2 separate regions of the Mus musculus genome follow, and region 1 is linked to region 2. Evidence: chromatin loops called from intact Hi-C (ENCODE). Cell type or tissue: heart. All regions are shown on one strand. Each heading gives the region's core, and the rest is flanking DNA. Links, peaks and the distances in the headings are about the cores only.

Region 1 (10,601 bases), core at 1,372-9,371, 51 kb after region 2:
CAGACAAACCCTTAGGTAAACTAACTGAAAGGCACAGAGACAGTATCCATATTAACAATATCAAAAATGAAAAGGAAGACATAACAATAGAAACTGAGTAAATTTTAAAAATCATTAGCCTGTTCTCCACAAAACTGGAAAACCTAAAATGGCTGAACTCTAGGACAGATACCACATCGCAAAGTTAAATCAAGATCAGTTAAACCATCTAAACAGCCCATAACCCCTAAGGAAATAGAAGCAGTCATTAAGTCGCCTAACCAAAAATAAAAAATAAATAAATAAATAAAAAAGCCTAGGGCCAGATGGTTTTCTACCAGACTCTCAAAGAAGAGCTAATGCCAATACTCCTCAAACTATTTCACAAAATAGAAGCAGAAGGAACACTACCTAATTCACCCTATGAGGCTACACTTACCATGATACCCAAACCACATAACAACTCAACAAAGAAAGAGAACTTTAGATCAGTTTTTCTTATGAACACTGATGAAAAAAAAATACTCAATAAAATTCTAGGAACAAAATCCAAGAATACATCAAAAACATTAGTCACCACAATCAAGTTGGCTTCATCCCAGGGATGCTGGGATGATTCAATATACAGAAGTTCATCAAAATAATCCTCCATATAAACAAACTGAAAGAAAACTCATGTGATCATCTCATTAGATGCTGAAAAAGCCTTTGACAAAATACAACGCCCCTTCATGTTAAAAGTCTTGGAAAAGTGAGGTATTCAAGAGACATAGCTAAACATAATAAAAGCAATATACAGTGAACCAACAGCTAATATCAAATTAAATGGAGAGATACTTAAAGCAATCGCACTAAAACCAAAAGCAAGACAAGGCTGCCCACTCTCCTTCTAACTATTTAATATAGTACTGTAAGTCATAGTTAGAGAAACCTGACAACAAAGGGGATCAAGGGCATACAAATTGGAAAGGAAGACGCCAAGGTATTACTAGTCATGGATGATATGATTGTCTATATAAGCAATCCCCAAAATTCTACCAGAGAACTCCTACAGCTAATAAACAACTTCAGCAAACTGGCTGGATATAACATTAACTCAAAGAAATCAGTAGCCTTCCTTTATATAGATGATAAAAGGGCAGAGAAAGAGATTAGGGAAACAACACTCTCCACAATATCCACAAATAATATAAAATTTTTCATGTAACACTAAACAAGCAAGTGAAAGATCTGTATAAGAATTTTAAGTCTCTGAAAAAAGTAATTGAAGAACATATGAGAAGACAGAAAGATCTCCCATGCTCATGGATCAGTAGTAAAATAGTAAAAATGGCCATCTTACCAAAATCAATGCAATTCCCATCAAAATCCCAGCACATTTTTTACAGACCTTGAAAGAGCAATTCTCAACTTCATATGGATAACCAAAAAACCTTGGATAGTCAAAACAATCTTGAACTAGAAAAGAACCTTTGGAGAAATAACCATTCCTGACCTCAAGCTCTACTACAGAGCAGTAGTGATAAAACAAACAAACAAACAAACAAACAAACAAAAACAAAAAACCCAAAACCATGGTACTGGTACAAAAACAGACAGGTTGATCAGTAAAATAGTATAGAAGACCCAGATAGGAACCCACACACCTATGGACACTTAGTCTTCAACAAAGAAGCTAAAACCATATGATGGAAAAAAGAAAGCATCTTCAACAAATGCTGCTGTTCTGACTGGATGTCTGCATGTAGATGTCTGCATGTAGATGAAGGAAAATAGATCCATATTTATCTCCCTGCACAAAACTCAAGTTCCAGTGGATCAAGGACCTCAACATAAAACTGGATACAGTAAATCTAATATAAGAAAAAGTGGGATATAGCCTTACATTGGTACAGGAGACAATTTCATCAACCAAACACTAGTGGCTCAGGCTCTAAGATCAAGAATTGATAAATAGGACCTCATGAAATGAAAAAGCTTCTGTAAGGCAAAAGACATAGCCAATAGGACAAATCAGCAACCTACAGATTGGAAAAAAATCTTCACTAACTCCACATCTGACAGAGGGCTAATATCCAAAATATATAACGAACTCAAGAAGTTAAACTCTAACAAACGAAATAACCCAATTAAAAAATGGAGTATAGGGGCATGAGAGATGGCTCAGTGGGTTAGAGTACTGACTGATCTTCTGAAGGTACTGAGTTCAAATCCCAGCAACCACATAGTGGCTCACAAACACCCATAATGAGATCTTATGCCCTCTTCTGGAATGTTTGAAGATAACTACAGTGTATTTATGTATAATAATAAATCTTTAAAAATGGAGTATAGAGCTAAACAGAGAATTCTCAACAGAAGAATCTTGAAAGTCTGTGAAGTACTTAAAGAAATGTTCAATATCCTTAATCATCAGGGAAATGCATATCAAATCAACCCTGAGAGTCTACCTTACACCAGTCAGAATGGCTAAGGTCAAAAACACAAGCAATAGCACATGCTGGAGAGGATGTGGAAAAAGAGGAACATTCTCCATTGATAGTGGGATTGCAAACTTGGACAAACACTCTAGAAATCAATGTGTCTGTTTCTCAGAAAACTGGAAATAGTTCTACCTATATCACCAAGCTATACCACTCCTGGGCATATACCCAAAAGATGCTCCAACATACCACAAGGTCACATGCTCCACTATGTTCATATCAGCTTTATTCATAAGAGCCAGAAACTGGAACCAACCCAGATGTCCTTCAACTGAAGAATGAATACAGAAAATGTGGTTCATTTACACAAATGAATAGTACCCTACTGTTAAAAACAAGGACATCAAGCCAGGTGTGGTGGCACACGCCTTTAATCCCAGCACTTGGGAGGCAGAGGCAGGCGGATTTCTGAGTTTGAGGCCAGCCTGGTCTACAGAGTGAGTTCCAGGGCTACACAGAGAAACCCTGTCTCAAAACAAAAACAAAAACAAAAACAAAAAACAAACAAAAAAACCAAAAACCAAGGACATCATGAATTTTACAGGCCAATGGATGGAACTAGAAAATATCATCCTGAGTGAGGTAACTCAGACCCAAAAGGACATGCATGGTATGTACTCAAGAAGTACACAGAATGGTGTGAGGGGTGGGGTGGGGTAGGATCAAGTACAGGGATAGACAGGAGAGAAGGTCAGAGGGCCAGGAGAATGAATGTAAATCTTCAGCTGTGGGGATGGGGGTGTAAGTTGGGGGAGGGGAGAATCTCTAGGGTGTCCCATAGAGGAGGCTCCCAGAAAGTCAATGAGGGTGAGCTTAGCCAAGATTCCTAACAGTGGGGACATGAAACTAGCAGAGGCCACCTCTTGTAGCCAGACAAAACTCTCAGTGGCGGGATAAGGACATCAACCCACCCACAAAAGTTTGACCCCAAATTTATCCTGTCTAAAGGAAATGCAGGGATAGAAAAATTCCATGAACAAGCACTAATCCCTGACGTTATTAATGAATGATACTCTGTTATGCTTGCAGACAGGAGCCTAGCATACCTGTCCTCTGAGAGTCTCTATCCAGCAGTGGACTGAAACAGATGCAGATACCCACAGCCAAACATTGGACGGTGGTCTGGGACTCTTATGGAAGAGTTGGGGGAAGAATGAAGGCCCAGAAGGGGAAGGGAGCTCCAGCGCAAGACCAAGAGAGTCAACTAACCTAGGGGCACTCAGAGACTGAAGCACCAACCAAAGAACACACAGACTGAAAAGAGGTTCCAGGCACATAGGTAGCAGGCAAGCACCTCAGGCTCCATGGCTGCCCTATCTGGCCTCAGTGAGAGAGGATGCACCTAATCTGGCAGAGACTTGATTATGTGCTGTGTTGGGGGGAGGGGTACCCAGAGGGGCCTCCACCCTCTCGGAGGAGAAGAGAAGAGGGGATGGGAGGAGAGACTCTGTGAGGGAGGGAGCAGGAGCAGGAGTAGTTTTGGGGATGTAAATAAATAAATAAATCCTAAGACAAAAATATAAAATTGATAAATCAAATATTGCTGCTGTTGCTAATCAGTTCAGTTAGTGCAGTTCCAGCATGAGGGGAAAGGGACTGGGACCCTGTCTATTTTGCTCCAATCTATCAATTGCTTAGGACCAAGAGAATGAAGTCCTCATTAACACACACACTTTCTCCACCGGAAACAACTCCCTTATTGATCTTTCCTAGGCCTTGCTCTCATCCAGACCAGATATTTGTCATATTTCTATATTTTATGTTCACTGTCAAGCCTTTTTTTTTTTTTTTCTTGTGAGGCAATAAGCAAACAAATCCATCCGAAAGGTCAGGATGGATGAAACGGAACCAAAGCTTTCCAAGCCTACAGGTGGACCGGATAGGCACTATGCAGTGAAGTGAGGAGGCAGATGAAGTCAGCAGTTTTCAAAGCACAGAGCCTAACACTCTTCCCAAGGTGCCATTGCTTAAAAGCCTACTCGTTACAAAAGCTGAAAATGTTCAACCGGTACTTGGGAAAAGAATGGAAAATCTCCAGTCACAAGTCTCTGCAGTGTTACTACTGTAGCTGACTGACTGGGGATGGTGTGAGCTTTCAAAGAGACAGCCACACAGCAGCAGCGCGCATCTCCGGACAGAGAAGCCTGCCAGGGCCTAGTCTCTGCTTAAGCTGACTTCCACGCAGCAAAGGGTGAAACAGAGTATTCCCGCACTGTACCCCAACAGTGCCAAGGAGGTCTGTAACATGCTGTACACGCTCTCCAAGCCCCTCCCTCAGTGACAGCGCACGCCCGCGGGGCCCATTACCATCCTGCAGAATGAGGGTGGGTTGCACTGCCTGCACTCGGAACTGCCTGGCCCTCCAGCCAGGGCTGGGCGCCCGCACCACCTCGCTGTCAGAAAGCCAGGTCACGGTCTCAAAGTTGTCCCCGCGAGCCAGGGCCTCGGCCTCGGCGCGGTGCACAGCCACCTGGTCGAACTGATAGAGACCGCCGGAGTGATCGAAGTGCACGTGGGTGGCCACGGCCAGCAGTGGCCGGCGTCCTGCATCCTCTTTAGACCCGCAATCCTGCAAGAGGCCAGAGGAGTAGAGGTACTCCGGAAGGCTGCGCAGCCCCAGGCCAGTGTCTATCACCACGTCCTGCTCCGAGCCGCGCACCAGCCAAATGTTGGCCCGGTTGCCTGACTCGTAGAACCGTTCTTGAATCCAGAAGATGCCATCGCCCAGAGACTTGTGGGCATACCACTCGAGCGCCGACATGCTGCTGCGCAGGGGTGCGGCCGGGCTAGGTGGGTGTGCCTCCCACAGGCAGTCCAGGACTCGCTGCTGCTGCTGCTGCTGCTGTTGCTGCAGAGCCGGAGGAGCTACTCTCAGCTCCGGAGGAGGTGCGATCGAGGGGCGGGGATGCGGAAGGGAGCGTGGATAGGACGCTGCGACACTGCCCAGATCACCTGTTCCGCGCCCTCCCGTCCGAGCCGCAGAGCGCAGGCTGCACCCCAGTTGCCGCAGCTTCTGCAGCCGCAGCACCAAGGCAGTAACGCAGGCTGCTGAAGCGGGGAGGAGACACCGGGCAATGCTGCCCTGCTCGGGGTTCTACTGCAGGGGCCGGGAGAGATGCGTGGGAAGCGACACACAGGACCGCCCCCACACGGGCAGCGGGGGGCTGTGCACTCGCCGCCGGAGCCCAGAGTGAGGCCGAGCCTGTTGGAGGCTGACTACGGCGCCTGCCAAGGGCTAAAAAGCTCTCTTCCGGGGGTGTGGCCTCGCGGGAGTGGGCGGGGCTTCCAGTGCGCTCTGCTGCGCCGTAGCCGCGTGCGGTGTGGGGCGCGCTACTCCGGAGGTAGAATCTGCGGCTCCTTGCTGGAGGGGCTGCCGGCTTTCTTGCTTCCTCTGCTGCACCGTGTGCTCAAGCCTCGAGACTTGGCTAGCAGGTAACTGGAAGCTATCCCGTTCTGGGCAGGAGGTGAAGAGGGTAGAAGGGAGTTGATGGGGCACGTGGAGAACGTGGTGGCCGGGTATCCGGAGCCAACATTCATGAAAGCCCCTCTGGAGTGACTTTGGGAAGTATCCCTACCTCCCCAAAGCTGCTGCTGCGGTCTTCCAAACCGTTTAAAGTTTTCGTAGCCAGATCTCCCAGCTTTCCGGTGGGTTTGTTCTCAGTGAGAAAGAAGGGAGTTTATCCTCTTACAAGAGAAGACTATGCAAATCTGACGACTGTGTTTTTTCTTCATTCAAAGTTTGGCGGCAGTTTGCTGATAAGGGCATACTTACCGTCGCTTCTGTTTTCTTAATTGTTGGCACCCTTGATAGTGAGGAGAGGGGTTGGTGATAAAATTTTTCTTTAAAAAGAAAAACCTAAATGGCCGTCATAGTTCTGGGTGGTTCTTTGCTCTTTGAAGAGAGCAGAGAAAGTTAGAGCTTAAGGAAAGGCGGAGCACTTTGAGGGGACATGAAAAGTGGATAGGGACTGGGTGTGGCCTTGCAAGCCACCAGAAATCACCCCCACTGTCAGTATCAAGTCCCTGCGCTTGCACCCAACCACTAGCTATTGATACATCTATTTCGGATTAAGAAATCCCTTTGAGAATTTGACTAACCTTCAGAAATTATAAAGAGACCCACGGGAGAGCATTATAAAGGATAATTAGGAAGATTCTTACTGTGGTATCTCCTAATAAGTTTCCTAGAGGGAGAACTGTACTTCCAACACTCCAAAACTCTCTGGTGGGTGTAGGAGCAGGTCACTGCCCTTTTGAGTATTTTGCTAATCTCATCGGTTATGCAGTTGGGACCATTCTTAGCACGAGTGCCTCAGCTAAATGGTGTGTGACAAGCAGAAAACTGTTTAAAAACAAAAAAAAGTCTGATGTGAGTTCTCGAGAATCTGAGGAAGCTAACACCTGTACACAAATACTTGTTATATAATGCAAAAAAAATGCAAAAATTGGATTCTACTTATAGATGGACTAGTGAATGATTGCACTGGCCTTATCGAATGCATTTTCTGCAGAGAAACACAGTGCCCTCTGTACTTTGTTTTTGCTGCAGAAGGGGGCCACTCGGTAAGATGGCACAGTGTTGTTTCTTGGCCATAAGCTCAGAAAGAATTCAGAGATGACTATCTGGCTTGTGGCAGGCTCTAGAGTCCTTTGGACCTACAGTTCCCAATGACACTTTGTTTTCTACTTTTCAGTATGACTCTGCTTCTCATCGTAATTACATTTAAGCTCAGACAGTCCTGAGAGAGGCAGAACTTCTTCAACTAGTTTTTCTGGCCTGGTTCCTGCTTCATTTTCACACCACCTATCAGGTTCTGACAGGTTCTCTAAAGTATATTTTGCCCACTTCCCATACTCGATCGTAAACTCCATTAAAAGCAGAGATGTTATTTTGTTTGCCTCTGTATTTCCAACAGTGAGAGGATGGTTTGGCCCAGAGGTTAGGCTTAGAGTTGGGTCTTTATCAAGACCTCAGTGGATAGTTACTTGGTGAGAAGCAGAAGTTAAATGTCCTAAGCTCTGTTAATTGAAGAGAATGACATATCAGACGATTAGCCTTCTGTTAAATTGATGAGATGAATTGTTAGGGACATAACAATTATCTGGACATAAAATGCCTACGATGTTTCAGAGGGTCGATGTTAAAGGCCTGAGCTAACGCAGAAAAAAGGGGAATAATAGAGAACACACTGCTAATAGTCTTCTGTTAGGTGATCAAAGGAGACAGCCAGAGTGGAATGAGTCAGGCTCGTGATTAGAGCAAGTTTAGGTCATTCTTCAGAAAGATACTGTGACTTGGCTTTCGCTGTCTCCCCTGGCCTCCAGCTACTTGAACATTTAAATGAGCAAGGTTGTGTGTACAAGAGGATGTTACATTTCAGTCACAATTATAACTCACAACATTTTAGATCTAGGAAGAATTGCAGAGGTGAGCGCACCATCTTCCAGGAGATTATGTGTACAGTTGGTTTGGAGAGACTTGAACAACGCCCATTTTCAGATCTCTTGGAACAGATTCTGAACGGAAGTTTTGAGGCAGGACTCTGAGCTGGCAGTCAGGCAGCATCCTGAGGTGATGGTGGCAGTGCTGCTTTGTCGATCTAGTGTTTTCGATTTCAGATTTGGGGCTGGAAAGACGACCCGAGTTCAGTTCCTAGCGACCACAGCGAGTGGCTCACAAGCCCTGATGGCCTGGCATCCTCTTCTGACCTGCCTGGGCACCTGCATTTCTCCGCACATACCCACACACATTTTAAGATTTTGAAATTCAGAACTTTTTGCAGTTGCCAATTTCCCTCATTGATCTGGGATTAAAAAAATAGGTTGTTGCCGGGCAGTAGTGGTGCACGCCTTTAATCTCAGCACGTGGGAGGCAGAGGCAGGCGGATTTCTGAGTTCAAGGCCAACCTGGACTACAAAGTGAGTTCCAGGATAGCCAGAGCTCTACAGAGAAACCCTGTCTCGGAAAAACAAACAAACAAAAAAATAGGTTGTCAATGACTTTAGACATGTGTTCCCAGAAGTAAAATATAGGTAGGGCATTGAAAGGCCTTCCTCCGCCTGTGTACGCTCACCTTTGGTAGGAATTGTTTGAGATGAGATCAGATGACCTTTATAACCATTTCCTCTTCTACAAAGCAAGGAGGTTGAATCTACTGTGATTCTTCGTTTAGCCAGGACCAAATAATGAAGCCTTGGAATGGGTCACTTATTGTATATAGAGATGCCAACATATCTCAAAGGAGCGGATGCTTTGAAGGAAGAATTAAGAGTTGCTCGGTGCCTGACCAAAAGGATCAAAGCTAGTTGAGTAAATGACTGAGTTGGATTAGGCCGTTCTAAACAAATTTGGGTAATGAGGAAATCGAGAAATAAAAAACTCTTCATTCACAAAGTTTGGGAGCTGGGGCCATGTCCCATCTATTAAGGACATTGAAGCAGAAGGATATAAATTCAAGGCCTGCCTAGGCTGTAGAAAGGGCTCAAGTCCACACTGGGAAACTATCAAGTCTGTCCTCAAGAAGTAAATATGTAAATAAATAGAAATTAGAAGACTGAGACTAAAGTTTAGTAGTGGACGTTTACCAGTGTGTGTGTGAAGCTCTGGGTTCAACCCCTCTTCTCCCAGCCACACACCTTCCCTTGAAAAAGTCTGACAGGTTGAGAAAAAAAAAAAATCAATGTATTAGATAAATACATCAAATAAGGATTTAAGTGATTGGCGCCTAGGCCTCACTTGTGAACCTTTCCTTTCACCATTCAGTCTCTGGCTACAGGGGAAGAAAATGAATTTAGAAACCAAGTGTTCCTCCACCCACTCCCACCTCCCCACTGTTGATGTGATTGGGTGTTTCCGGGAGGGAGGGAAACCTGGAAAGGGGATAACATTTGAAATGTAAATAAAGAAAATATCCAAATTAAAAAAAAAAAAAGAAAAAGAAAAGAAACCAAGTGTTGTATATACGGGAGCACCCTGTCTGCGACATCAAACTGTAGGATGGCTTGTAGGCAGTGCGCCTTGTAACCAATGTGTCTCAAAAGCTAGCATTGGATTCTCTGCCGGATACATTTACTGTTGTTATCAGTTTATGCCCAATGACTGCAAGATAAAAATAGGAAGTTGGAGTCTGCAGAGCTTATTTCTGGGACAATATTCCATTAAACAGTGTTAAGTCAGATACTCTTAGAGTGAATTTCCCAAACCATTTCCAGGGCCCAACTTCAAAGATGTTGGCTTATTAGGTTTGAGAACTAAGTGTTCCCCAGGACTCAATATGTTTTATATTTATATTTTTTATCTCCCAGTTAATTCCTCTGATCAAGCAAGTTTGGTAAACTTTTCCTAGATTTATTTCTAATCTCTAGTTAGTGACATATTCTAGACTGGCAGGTAGCACAGTGGTCTTGTCCCTGCCTGTTGGGCTCCTACAGGTGCTGAGCAAAGGTGTCAGCCCCTTTACTCAGCAGAGGTCCTACTTGAAAGACCAGCTTTCTGTAGAATCAGCATGGTAGAGTGACTCAGCAATGGGAATGAAGCCATTGTGATATTTTACGTCTTTTAGAGTAGACAGATGGAATGAGCTTTGAAATGAAAATGAATTTCCTAATGGATTTTGTTTTTAAGGTAACTCGTGTATGAGCACAGTCAACCCCTAGTAGAGTTCCAATCAGCAAAATGGAAAAATTATAAAAATATATGCATCACTCAAGTCTGCAGGCTTTTAAAAAAATGTATATCGACATTTTGCAATCTACGGTGGAATAGCAGATGTAGACACACGTAGGTGGTGCTGATGAGCAAGCAGATCCTACACTAAACAAGACAGACTGGTAGTAATTCACCCACAGACCATCCTGAGTGATGCAGTGGGAAGACAGTATTTCTATTTTTTTTTTCAAGACAGGGTTTCTCTGTATATATAGCCCTGGCTATCTTGGAACTCACTCTGTAGACCAGGCTGGCCTCGAACTCAGAAATCCGCCTGCCTCTGCCTCCCCAGTGCGGGGATTAAAGGCGTGCGTCACCACTGCAAGGCTGAAGACAGTATTAACTATCCTAGTAGCAGAAGTCAATCCAAACTCTGAATTAGCGGCTAGTGTACCTGTTCATTGGAAATCATAGTCAAAGGAATGCATTAA
Region 2 (10,601 bases), core at 1,311-9,310:
AGAGAGAAAGGACACAAAGGACACAAAAATAAGTGGGCCACACTGGTTCAGAGCCCACTGGGAAGCTCAACAGGAGCAGACCTCCAGGAAATACAGCTAATCCTTTTTGTTTTGCAGTTGTTCCCGCCCCTGCCTCCGCCCCCGCCCCCACCCCTTGTGTGTTGCATGTAATGTAATTTAATGTATTTATCTTATGAGGTTTCATAAGGGAAAGGAGACAGGAGGGGGAAGGGAGGAAGAAAGGGAGAGGCAATCTGATAATTTGATTGACAGGTGACCCTGTCAAGTTAGTTTTCTGGATCACAAAGCTGGTTTAGTGATGCCTAGGGAGAATTAGACACCGTTCGAAAGACTGTTGGACTGAAGAAGTGATCATAGCCTAAGAGGCCACCTACCACCAAAGAAGACCTTAAATGGGTATTTTTAAAATACTTGGCTTTGTTGCTAACATTATAAAATCAGGAACAAAGAACAAAGACTTTCAGTGTGGGGCTTTTCTTAAAGAAGCAAGATCCAGCGCATAGGCTCTGAACCCTCACAGTCGAGGCGCTGCTGCCCCCTGCAGGTGGGAATTATGATCTCCTGTTTCTGAGTCCCTTCTCCCACTGCAAGGTACTGTTTCATTTTGTGCATTATGGAGTATATGGGTATTTGAATTCATTTATATACTAATTATCTTCATCCTGCAGTGTATGGCATGCTAGCATGCATCTGATCAGGAAGAAAGGAGCACAGACTTAGATTAGTAATTCTCAATGTGATTTTTCCACCCCATGTTGAGAACTATACTTCAAACCACTTCTCCAGCAATTAAACTATAGTCTATGCCCACTGAAAGGTCTCTCACAGGGTTGTCTTGTGCTATAAATGCTAAGTGCCACATGCATGAGTGCTGTGATAATAAATACTTAGGGATGCAGGGGCGGGCCCGATTATTTCTGTAATCATTAAGAATTTTAAAGATCGGCTTGAACTTCTGTAAGAGAAGGACATTCTGCATGACAGGGGAAGCAAAAGCAAACATGTGAATTTAGTAGGCCACAATTTCTGTAGAGTGTAAAGTGGAATACTGCAGGCAATGCTGCTTCTCCTTCAGCCTTGATGCGAGCTATCTCAGAGTGAGAGACCCACAGAACTACTGAAACAGGCAGCACACTACATTTGAACTCTTGTAGTTCTCCTCCTCTCCCTCCTCTTCCTCCTCCTTCACCACCACCACCACCATCACCATCACCATCAGCTCCTCCTCCTTCTCCTCTTCCTCCTCCTCCTCCTCCTTCTTCAGAGAGCAACAAAGACCTTGAGGAGTGAGGTGATCTGCTCAATGCCACACAGCCACTTGGTGAAGGAGCTGAGATCAGATCTGCCCGCCCCCCGCCCCACCCCCTCCAGTGATTTCCTACACACATGAAGCCACATGAGTCACTTCAGTTGGTCATGGACAAGGAGAAGAAATTCTGGGCTGCTCGGGAGTTTTAGATATAATTCTTCTTCGTTTCCATTTCTCTTCTTCACTCATTTGCACCTCATATTCTTACTCAAGAAAAAGCACACCAAGAAAGTGTTATGGGAAAGGGGTGCGTGTGAGTGTGTGTGTGTGTGTGTGTGTGTGTGTGTGTGTGTCTGACCAGTATAGGAACAGATTAAGAATACATAATGAGCTGAACTACTTTCTAGTATTCAATTGTGGTTGACTGCAAATAAGTGATCCCTTCAGCTTTTAAATTCTCTGTGACTGCCATTCTCTGCAAGGGGAAGAAACTACAAGATGAATTTTCAGCCTACTAAAGTGAGCAACAAAAGGCATAAGGAGCTAGCAGATATGTCTCAAGTTCAACAGTTATGATAATCACAATCAGAATATGAAAATACTAGTCAGTTTCCTGGTACCTTAGAACAAACTGACAGACAGACTGCCCCTGGCTTTCATAGCACAACAATGAGGCTAACTTTGCATCTTGGTACTTGGAATTGGCAGAGAAGTTTAGTGTTAAGAACACTTGATTTAGATTCAAATCTGCGTTTTTAGTATTTACCAGCTAAGTGATCCAGACAACTGAATTAATCTTTCCAAGTATTCACCTGCACATGTATAAATGGCAAAAAGCTGCTTTTTCCTGTTTTCTCTGGGTTTTTAGGAGATTTACTACCTTTCTTTGGGTGTGCCCCAGAGCAAATTCCAAGGCAAGATTTGAGTACAAATTGGTTACTTGATCCCAGGAAACAGTGAGGCAGGGAAGGGAGAAACCACTAACAACAATGGCTATTTAGTGGCCACCATTGCTTTTCTCACTGAACAGTTGGGAACTTCAAACTCGCTGGCTGACTTTGTTCTGGGAATATCAACACCATAATACTTCTGCCAGGACCTGACCACAGGTTTTGCACAGGTTAGAGTTCAGAGAAATAATTTCTATGTAAAGCCCCGGGGCTTAAGGTAGAAAGCTGAGTGACCAGAAGAAGTGCCTTTTAAGGCTACCATCAGCTCCTGAAAGGAAGATAAGGACTAAGCATGGGCTGGTGATGACATTTGTCCTAGTGAGATGATGTATGTCCCTAGAACAGTGTGACTGCCGATCTAAGGCACAGCTGTTTAAACACAAAGCAATGAGCTTGAAGAAGGCCAAAGCAGAGTCTGTACAAGGAGAGGAAAGTAGAGGACGACACACTGCTCCTGAGCTGTGGAACCAAAACCCCACCCACACTCTCCTCTACCATGGTTCCGTCCCTCCCTAACTCAGTTTCCCCCTGTAGCCTTCTCCACCTCCACACCTCTCCCCCACCCACACTCTCCTCTACCATGGTTCCGTCCCTCCCTAACTCAGTTCCCCCTGCAGCCTTCTCCACCTCCACACCTCTCCCCTTTCTCTTCTTCAATCTCATCTTCCTCCTATCTTTCTCTCAACTCCTAAATCCCAGACCTAGCACAGTGCTTATTACGTTCCACACTTTCTCATCCTCTGAAGCCACTGTCCAACTTCCCTCTCTTTCCTCAATAAGCCTAGTTCTTATTCAGAAATTCAAGGTACTGTCAGTTTCTTTGAAAAGAGGTCCCTACCGTCACCTTTCTCTTGTGGTCTGAACCGCCTATCAGGTAGTGTCTCTGTGAATGTCTTAAAATGCACCACTTACATCAAGCATGGTGGCACCTGTCTGTAATCCTAGCACTTGGAAGCAAAATACTGCAAGTTCCAGGCCAGCTTGGGCTACATTGTGAGACACTGTCTCAAAACAACAGCAACAACGACATAAATCTTACAGCTTGCATTATAAATATGCAGTTACAGCATTATAAATATGCATTTATAATCCATCATGCTAATTGCATCATTATTCTTTATAAGCAGATGTGGAACATTTGCATTGTTGAGAAGTTCATAGATGATTTGTAGCTACACCAGTGTCTACCAGTCGTCTGATTGCGCAACAGATTTCCTAAAGCAGAGGGCACCGATTTTTGGAGTTCTGGTGCCTGTCATCAGTCCTAACATGCATTTGGTGCTCTGCAAGTAATGTTTTAATCAATAAAAAAAAAAATGTGCTTTGAATATTTCCACCATTTCACACTGCTTTTCACCAAGTTGATACCTGTGGCGATAAAGTATATTAAAGGTGCACTCTGCATCCCTTGGGAGTGTAAGTGTTAAATCTCATTGGCCATCTGCCAGTTCTGTAGCTAAGTGGCTATTAAATCTGGCCAGTTGTTCAACATTTTCACCCTTGGTTGCCTCACAATCTCTTCCAAAATGGTCTTTAGTCTTATTAGTTTGGTCATTGGAGCCTGGGAGGCTAATTCACAAAATCAGGTATCAGAGGGCCAGGGAGAGTGTTCTAAGAAAACAAAGATGGCAGAGCAATTGTCCTCATTGTTTGAGGAAGGTCAAGGCTGAAAGCTGTTTTGTTTTCTTTTGCTTGTGTGTTTTTGTGGCACCATGGACTAGATCGGGCTCCTCGCACACACTCTGGAAGTACTCAACACTGAGCCTTATCCTTAGACAAAAGTTCAGTACTTTTAACATTATGCCTCCTAACAAAAGTATCTACATATCATACAATTGACCTGAAGAAAAGCATTCTACAAACGGATACCTCCCCTTATGTTTATTTACACCGTGACAAGACAGTTATCAGAACTCTCCACAAACAGCCCTTGAAATTAGCTATATTTTCATGATTTAGTTTCATCAGTTTTCATTTTGTATAAATAAATAAATGTATATTATTTAGTACATCTAAATAAAGTCCGTTGTCTAACCACCATCTTCTTCTACTACTACTACAGTAGAAACCTAGATGACACTGATGGGCTGTCAGCCACCACCATGTATGCATGTCCTAGGGTTCCACTCTTATCCTCTGCATCTTAGAAGACTCCGTGAGCACCGTCGAGAGGCCTGCAGGATGAAGACTAGCATACACCTTCCCACTCCTATAGGAGCTGTCCAGGAGTAAAGTATCAGGGCCTCTGCCTCTGATCCATCTTCAGAGTAGAAAGTATAAGAAGCATTGTGGTCCATAAGCCGAGCGCCTCTCTTCTTGTTTAGTTCTTTACCTCTCCTCGACTCTTAAATCTGTCCTAGAAAATGCCACTAAAGAGCCAGAGTCTGCTCTGTCCCAGGCTGGATGGACAGACAGCATGACAGAACTCTCCAGCGTATGACTGAGAAAGAAGTTCTTTCCTGATTAATCCTGGCTAAGCTCTTTGCTTCCAAAAGTCTAAATTTTGCTTGAAAAGTAGAGTCAAGGCACTTCATCAGAAATTAAATAGAGCCGGGCGGTGGTGGCGCACGCCTTTAATCCCAGCATTCTGGAGGCAGAGGCAGGCCGATTTCTGAGTTCGAGGCCAGCCTGATCTACAGAGTGAGTTCCAGGACAGCCAGGGCTACACAGAGGAAACCCTGTCTCGAAAAAAGAAAAAAAAATTAAATAGACCTCCAATAGAATGGAGTGACTCTCTTTTACAGAGGAAAAAAAGCTTATATTAATAAGGAAAGTAAATATTATTACTAGTGACTTATCTGGATTTATATATTACTATTTTGCTAGAATGATAGATATTTAAATGCTTAGGTATGTCAAGCTTATTAGACAGTACTACAGAAGTATTTTATAATACAATTCAATTATGGATAATATTTAGTGGAATATTATTTTAATGCACTCTTGCTGTAATGAAGAATTTTTTAAACTATCTATTTTGGACTCTGTGCATGTGCATGCAAATGTCATGGCCACGGCACTTGCAGGGAGGACAGTTTGTGAGAGTCTTTCTTCTTCTCCCACTATGTATGTCCTGGAGATTGGACTCAATTATCAAGCTCTGCGGCATGGGTGCCTTTCCAGAGCTATCTCTCCAGCCCTAATGAATGTATTCAATTCAATCAAAAGAACTTAGCTTTGACAGTCTTCAGGAAACATTACTGTACAGCCATAAGTATAAATAATTGTTTGCATATTACATACATAGGTTTTATTTTAATTATTTTAATTTTTGTAAATATTAATTTAGCCAATTTAGTTTTTGTTTAATCTTTTAGCGTCTTAAAAAAATCTCTTCAATTAATCATGGTACTTTGTAAGTATTTTCAATTGTGGAAAGATCTTGTGTGTTCTGAGTCATATTCCTCTGAGTTTAATAGGGAATATGGCCTGAAAAAAGATTGATGAATGGCCGGGTCTGCAGTACTGATTCGAGAGGTGCTGTGATACTTCTGCAGATGCTTTCATGTCAGATCTATCCTCATGGAGGAAACTAAGCCAAACTTACTAGGAAGGGAAGCGGGCTGCGTAACTGGATTTCTTCAATTAAACCACTAGATGGCACTATCCTCGTTTCTTTTGTAAAACCACTAGCGAATTCGCTCCTTAGGAAATGATTATATTTTAAATGCTGCCAAAGGACTATTCTTTGATTCTATCTAAAAAAAGAAAACTACAAGTAGAGGGGTTTCAAGGTTATGGCACGTTTACATCCTTTCTGATCGACAGAGACAGAGAAGCCACCCGAGTCACTGGTGAGAAGCATGCCTTCTCTTCAGCTACTCTACAAGGTCTGAAAGGAGACCTCTCCCACAAAAACACAGATGACCAGTGCTCTCAAATCTGTCTTCACTTCTTTACTGCCTAATGTCATCATCTTTTTCCACTTTTTGGATTAAAAAGCTTCATCAGGCCCTGGCGTGGTGATACACACCTGTAATTTCAGCGCTCGGCACGAGGTAGTAGGATCCCGAGTTCAAAGCCAGACTAGGCTACGTAGGAATCAAGACAGATGGCAGCTGTGTTGGGTCTCTTACCATAGAGGATTTTACACATTACACCTTTTCTACTTTACACAAAAAGTTGAAGGCAGGAATGCTCACTTCTTCTAGCCCAGACCATAGTATTCATTTTCTCTAATTTAAACTTATACATTTGATAGCCTTCTGGCTTGCCTTTTAAATGAAAAGTATTTCAATGTGAAAATAAAAGTATCAAACATGTTATTGTTATACTACTTTTTTAATGTGTATGAAGTTTTACCTGGATGCATAACTATGTACTGTGTTCATACCTGTTGCCCTGAGAGGCCAGAAAAAGGACTCAAATACCTTTGGACTAGAGTTACAGAGAGTTGTAAGCTATCATATGTGCACTGTGAATCGAACCCATGACCTCTGGGAAAGTAGCTGGACTCATCAGCCCTAAATTATAATACTTTTAAAAGTGAAAACAATAATAATCTTTATTTTCATGCAAATATGAAGTGAACACAAATGGAAGACTTTATTCACCTCATTCATTAAGAAGTGGCTTAAAGGAAACTTTGAAAAACATGTATACATATAAATACAACCAAGGATGCCCAAAAACTTTGCTGACAGATGCCCAACTGTTTAATATCCTACAAAGCAGTGTAAATGTGATTTTTTTTCTATTTCTGAAAGTGTATCTCTAACAGATAAATTTAACTAATTTGTAACTCATGTAAAACTTCTACCCATTTCTCCTGAAATGCAAAAGAGCTGTCCATTCCTTCCAGTCGATCAGACCAGGACTAAGCAACAGTCTTGTCAAAGCAGAAAATCCCCAGAGGGCCTGCTAAACTCAAGAGCCTCTCTTCACAACCTCCAAGTGGAAGACAGGGTTCTTAACACTGTTGTTTACAAATAACCAGCACTCCGCTGGGAAGAACAGCCTCTTTGGAGAGTCTCATTCCACTTCCAGCCATACTAGGACAAACCACAGGGAGGCACTGTTTGCACTAGATTCTCTACATAATGAAGAGTGCAAAGTTCAGTAACCATGCAGACAGTAGATTTCCTTAACTGGCAGTAGCTGATGTACAAGATACACAAAAAAATTCAAAGAAAATAAGAAATAGCTCATCTCTGACTTGGTTTGCAATTTAAGTGCGATGTGGCTTCATTCAACAGTCTCAAACTAGGAGCAACTCAATCTTGCAATGTTTTCCTGCCATATATTAAGACCCTGTATTTTATCCCCATTTTGAGGTCACATAATCGAATGCAGTGGACATGAAGATACCCGGGAGTAACAGAAGATTTCTGAACACACAACTTCCAAAAAGTAATTCAAAATCGAATGCATAACAAAGTCAATGTTTTTCCTCAGCATAGCCTTGGCTCTGAGCACAGCACCTGCTAACACACCAGGAAGCCATTCTGCATGAAACTCTGAGCTCAGCTCAGGTTCAAGACCATAGTACTGATGGTGTCAGGAGACAGAGCCTGCCAGGCAGCTTAAGGCAGGGACCTGGAAGCAGCTTTCTCAGGAGGGTTCTAGATGGAGACCAGGGAAGCCAGGTCCCTCTGGCTTCCTTCTTTTGTAACTTGAGTTTTAATTTTTTTTTTAACTTTTGGAGATTATAATATATTACATCATCCCTCCCTTCTCTTTCCTCTCCACAAACCACTCTTTCAATGATGCTGGTCTCAATCACCGCTGATTTCTGGCCTCTAGCTAACCACCGTCCACGGTCCCAGTAAGGCAAAGGTTTCATTTCAGTGTTCCGGGCCTCTTGTTTATCACAGGTGACTCTTCAGACCCAGCTGAGCTGAGCCACAGATTCTTTAAAACAGCAAAGATTCAGTGGTCCCATGGTCTAAATGTAATCTCAAACGCCACTCAGGAGCTCCTCACGCCAGACCGCAATCCTCTGCATGGCTCCTATCATTCTCTTCCTCCGGGCTCCCACAGAGCAGCTTACCAAGCTGGGAGCATGCAGTAGCTTTTCTCACCTCAACTTCCAAAGTCCTTCCAAGATCCTCCAAAACCACAGGGTCAGGTCTATCATAGCAACAGCCCAGTCTCCTGGCACCACTTTCCGACTGCTGTGATAAACAACGAAACCAAAGCAGCTTCTGGAGGGAAGCGTTTGTGTGGCTTCTGCTTCCACATCACAATCCATCATCGAAGGAAGTTGGGACAGAAATTAAAACAAGTCAGGAACCAAGCGGCAGGAGCTGATGCAGAGGCCGGGGAGAAATGCTGCTTACTGGCTTGCTCCCCCGGGGTTTGCCTTGTTCCCCATGCTTTGCCCAGCCTGCTTTCTTTTCTTCCTTCCTTCCTTCCTTCCTTCCTTCCTTCCTTCCTTCCTTCCTTCCTTCCTCCCTCCCTTCCTTTCTTTTTAAATTGTGTGTGTGTGTGTGTGTGTGTGTGTGTGTGTGTGTGTGTGTGTGTGTGTGTGTGTTTGAGACAGGGTTTCTCTGTATAGCCCTGGCTGTCCTGGAACTCACTCTGTAGACCAGGCTGGCCTTGAACTCAGAAATCCACCTGTCTCTGCCACCTAAGTGCTGGGATTAAAGGCATGAGCCACCACTGCCCGGCTTCTGCTTTCATAAAGAACCCAGAATTAGCAGCTGGGCCCACCCCATTAATCACTAGTTAAGGAAATCCTCCACCAGCTTGTCTTCAGACGCTCTCACGGAAGCATTTTCTCAGTTGTGGTTCCTTCCTCTCACGTGAACTAAACAGGTAATCTGCCAACAAAAATATTTAAAGTTCTTTCTGTATTTACAGTCCCTTGATTGCCTTCAGCTGTTTTTTTTTTTTGTTTTGTTTTGTTTTTTTTTTTTTTTTTTTTTTAGCTCTAGCTGAGACTCCGAGTGCTATATTGAATAGCTATGGAGAGAATGAATATTCTTTTCTTGTTCCTGGTGTAGTAGAAATGCTTAGAGTTTCTTTCTATTTAGGTTGCTGTTGGGTGTGATTTTGTTGTAAATCCCTTCATTGTGTTTAGGTATGTCTCTTGTATCCCTAGTCTCTTCAGGACTTTCATCACAAAGGGGTGTTGGATTTTGAGCAGGGTTTTTAAAATAGATTCCTATTATTTTGTGATTGTGCTGTGGTTATTTCTCTGCCTCTTTTGATTGATTGTTCTTGGATTATTTATTCCTGTCCCTTTGGGTGTGGTTAAGTTCCTCAGGCTGAAATTTCCCTTCTCGTACTGCCTGGAAAGCTGGACTACCAGATAGAAATTTCCTAAACTCGGTTTCATGGTGAATGCTTTTCTTTCTGCAGTTGGTTGTGATTGATGGTTTTGTTGGGTATAGTACTCTGGAATGGCACCTGGTGTCTCAGACCCTGTGTGACATCTACTGAACCCCTCTGGCTTCCAGAGTCTTCATTGAGCAGTCAACCAGCTGTCATCCTAATTGGCCAGCCTTTGTGTAGGATTTGGTCTTTTCCTCTTGTAACGTTTTCAGTTCCTATCCTTGTTTTATATATTTGATCTTTTGATTACTGGGTATCATGGGAAAATTCTTTTCTGGGCTTATTTGCTGTTCTGTAAACTTCTTGCACCTTGATAAGTTGCTTCTTCTTCTTCTTCTTCTTCTTCTTCTTCTTCTTCTTCTTCTTCTTCTTCTTCTTCTTCTTCTTCTTCTTCCTCCTCCTCCTCCTCCTCCTCTTCCTCCTCCTCCTCCTCCTCCTTCTTCTTCTTCAGATGAGAGTCCATGGCTCCTGGGGCACAAGGTCCCTTCTAGTTCCTATGAGACAAATGCACTATCTCAGGCAGTGAAGCATTCCGGCTGCTTTGTGTTTCTTTGTATTCTCCCTTAGTAGTCAAGGAATCATCCAAATTTGGTAGGACAATTGGTCTTAGATATTATCTTGTGTAACCTATATAGTTTTCATACTTTATTGTATTCTGACAGTTACAACTGTATTGATCTTGGCAATTGCCATTATATTGTATTTCCAATAAAGGTATAAAAACTCTGATTGCTCTCGATAAAATATCACAACCTCAGTCTTGCTGTGCTCCCTCCCGGCTGACCTTGTGGCCATATCAGGTGACCTTGGCCCAGTAAGCTTCGGCACTTACAGGAGTCCTTCTCTTGGACTTGAGCTAAGTAGCTTTCCTTTGGGCCTATTGCAACACAGTTGCTGGATTCTGGAGCAAACATCCCACATTGCATGTTCATGTATTTCTTTTTGCACTGGATCTGGGCATCTAGAGTTACAATGTTTGTATTGTTTCTTTGTGTATAAATCTTGTCTTGTTCCTTTGGGGCTGTTGTCCCACTATGGACAAGTGTAGTGGCTGTGGGGTGCCTTGTCGAGAGTGTTTCTGCAGATAAGCGATACAAAGAGTGGAA

Evidence for each region. A loop is a pair of places that touch in the nucleus more often than their neighbours do. Peaks named below come from ENCODE experiments on the same cell type or tissue, not always from the same donor. Only the 100,000 strongest peaks of a DNase experiment are listed, where the experiment ranks them.
Region 1: it touches region 2 in a loop (2.3-fold over the local background); 10 of 42 quality-filtered maps call a loop at or near these places.

Annotation. Positions count from the first base shown.
Region 1 is chr13:81,706,151-81,716,751 of GRCm38, reverse strand. It overlaps Polr3g (polymerase (RNA) III (DNA directed) polypeptide G), which reads left to right and starts at 5,739. Exons shown (of 8, transcript NM_001081176.1): 1 at 5,739-5,894. It overlaps Mblac2 (metallo-beta-lactamase domain containing 2), which reads right to left and starts at 5,335. Exons shown (of 2, transcript NM_028372.1): 1 at 4,770-5,335. The coding sequence starts at 5,223. In heart, for the core only: a CTCF peak has its summit at 5,601; DNase peaks (open chromatin) are centred at 5,511 and 5,651; H3K4me3 peaks cover 3,428 bases; H3K27ac peaks cover 2,311 bases.
Region 2 is chr13:81,757,191-81,767,791 of GRCm38, reverse strand. No RefSeq gene overlaps it. Among named protein-coding and RNA genes, the nearest start is that of Cetn3, 21 kb to the left of the region's middle. In heart, for the core only: CTCF peaks have their summits at 5,815 (motif pointing right) and 7,209; no DNase peak of the experiment used is centred there.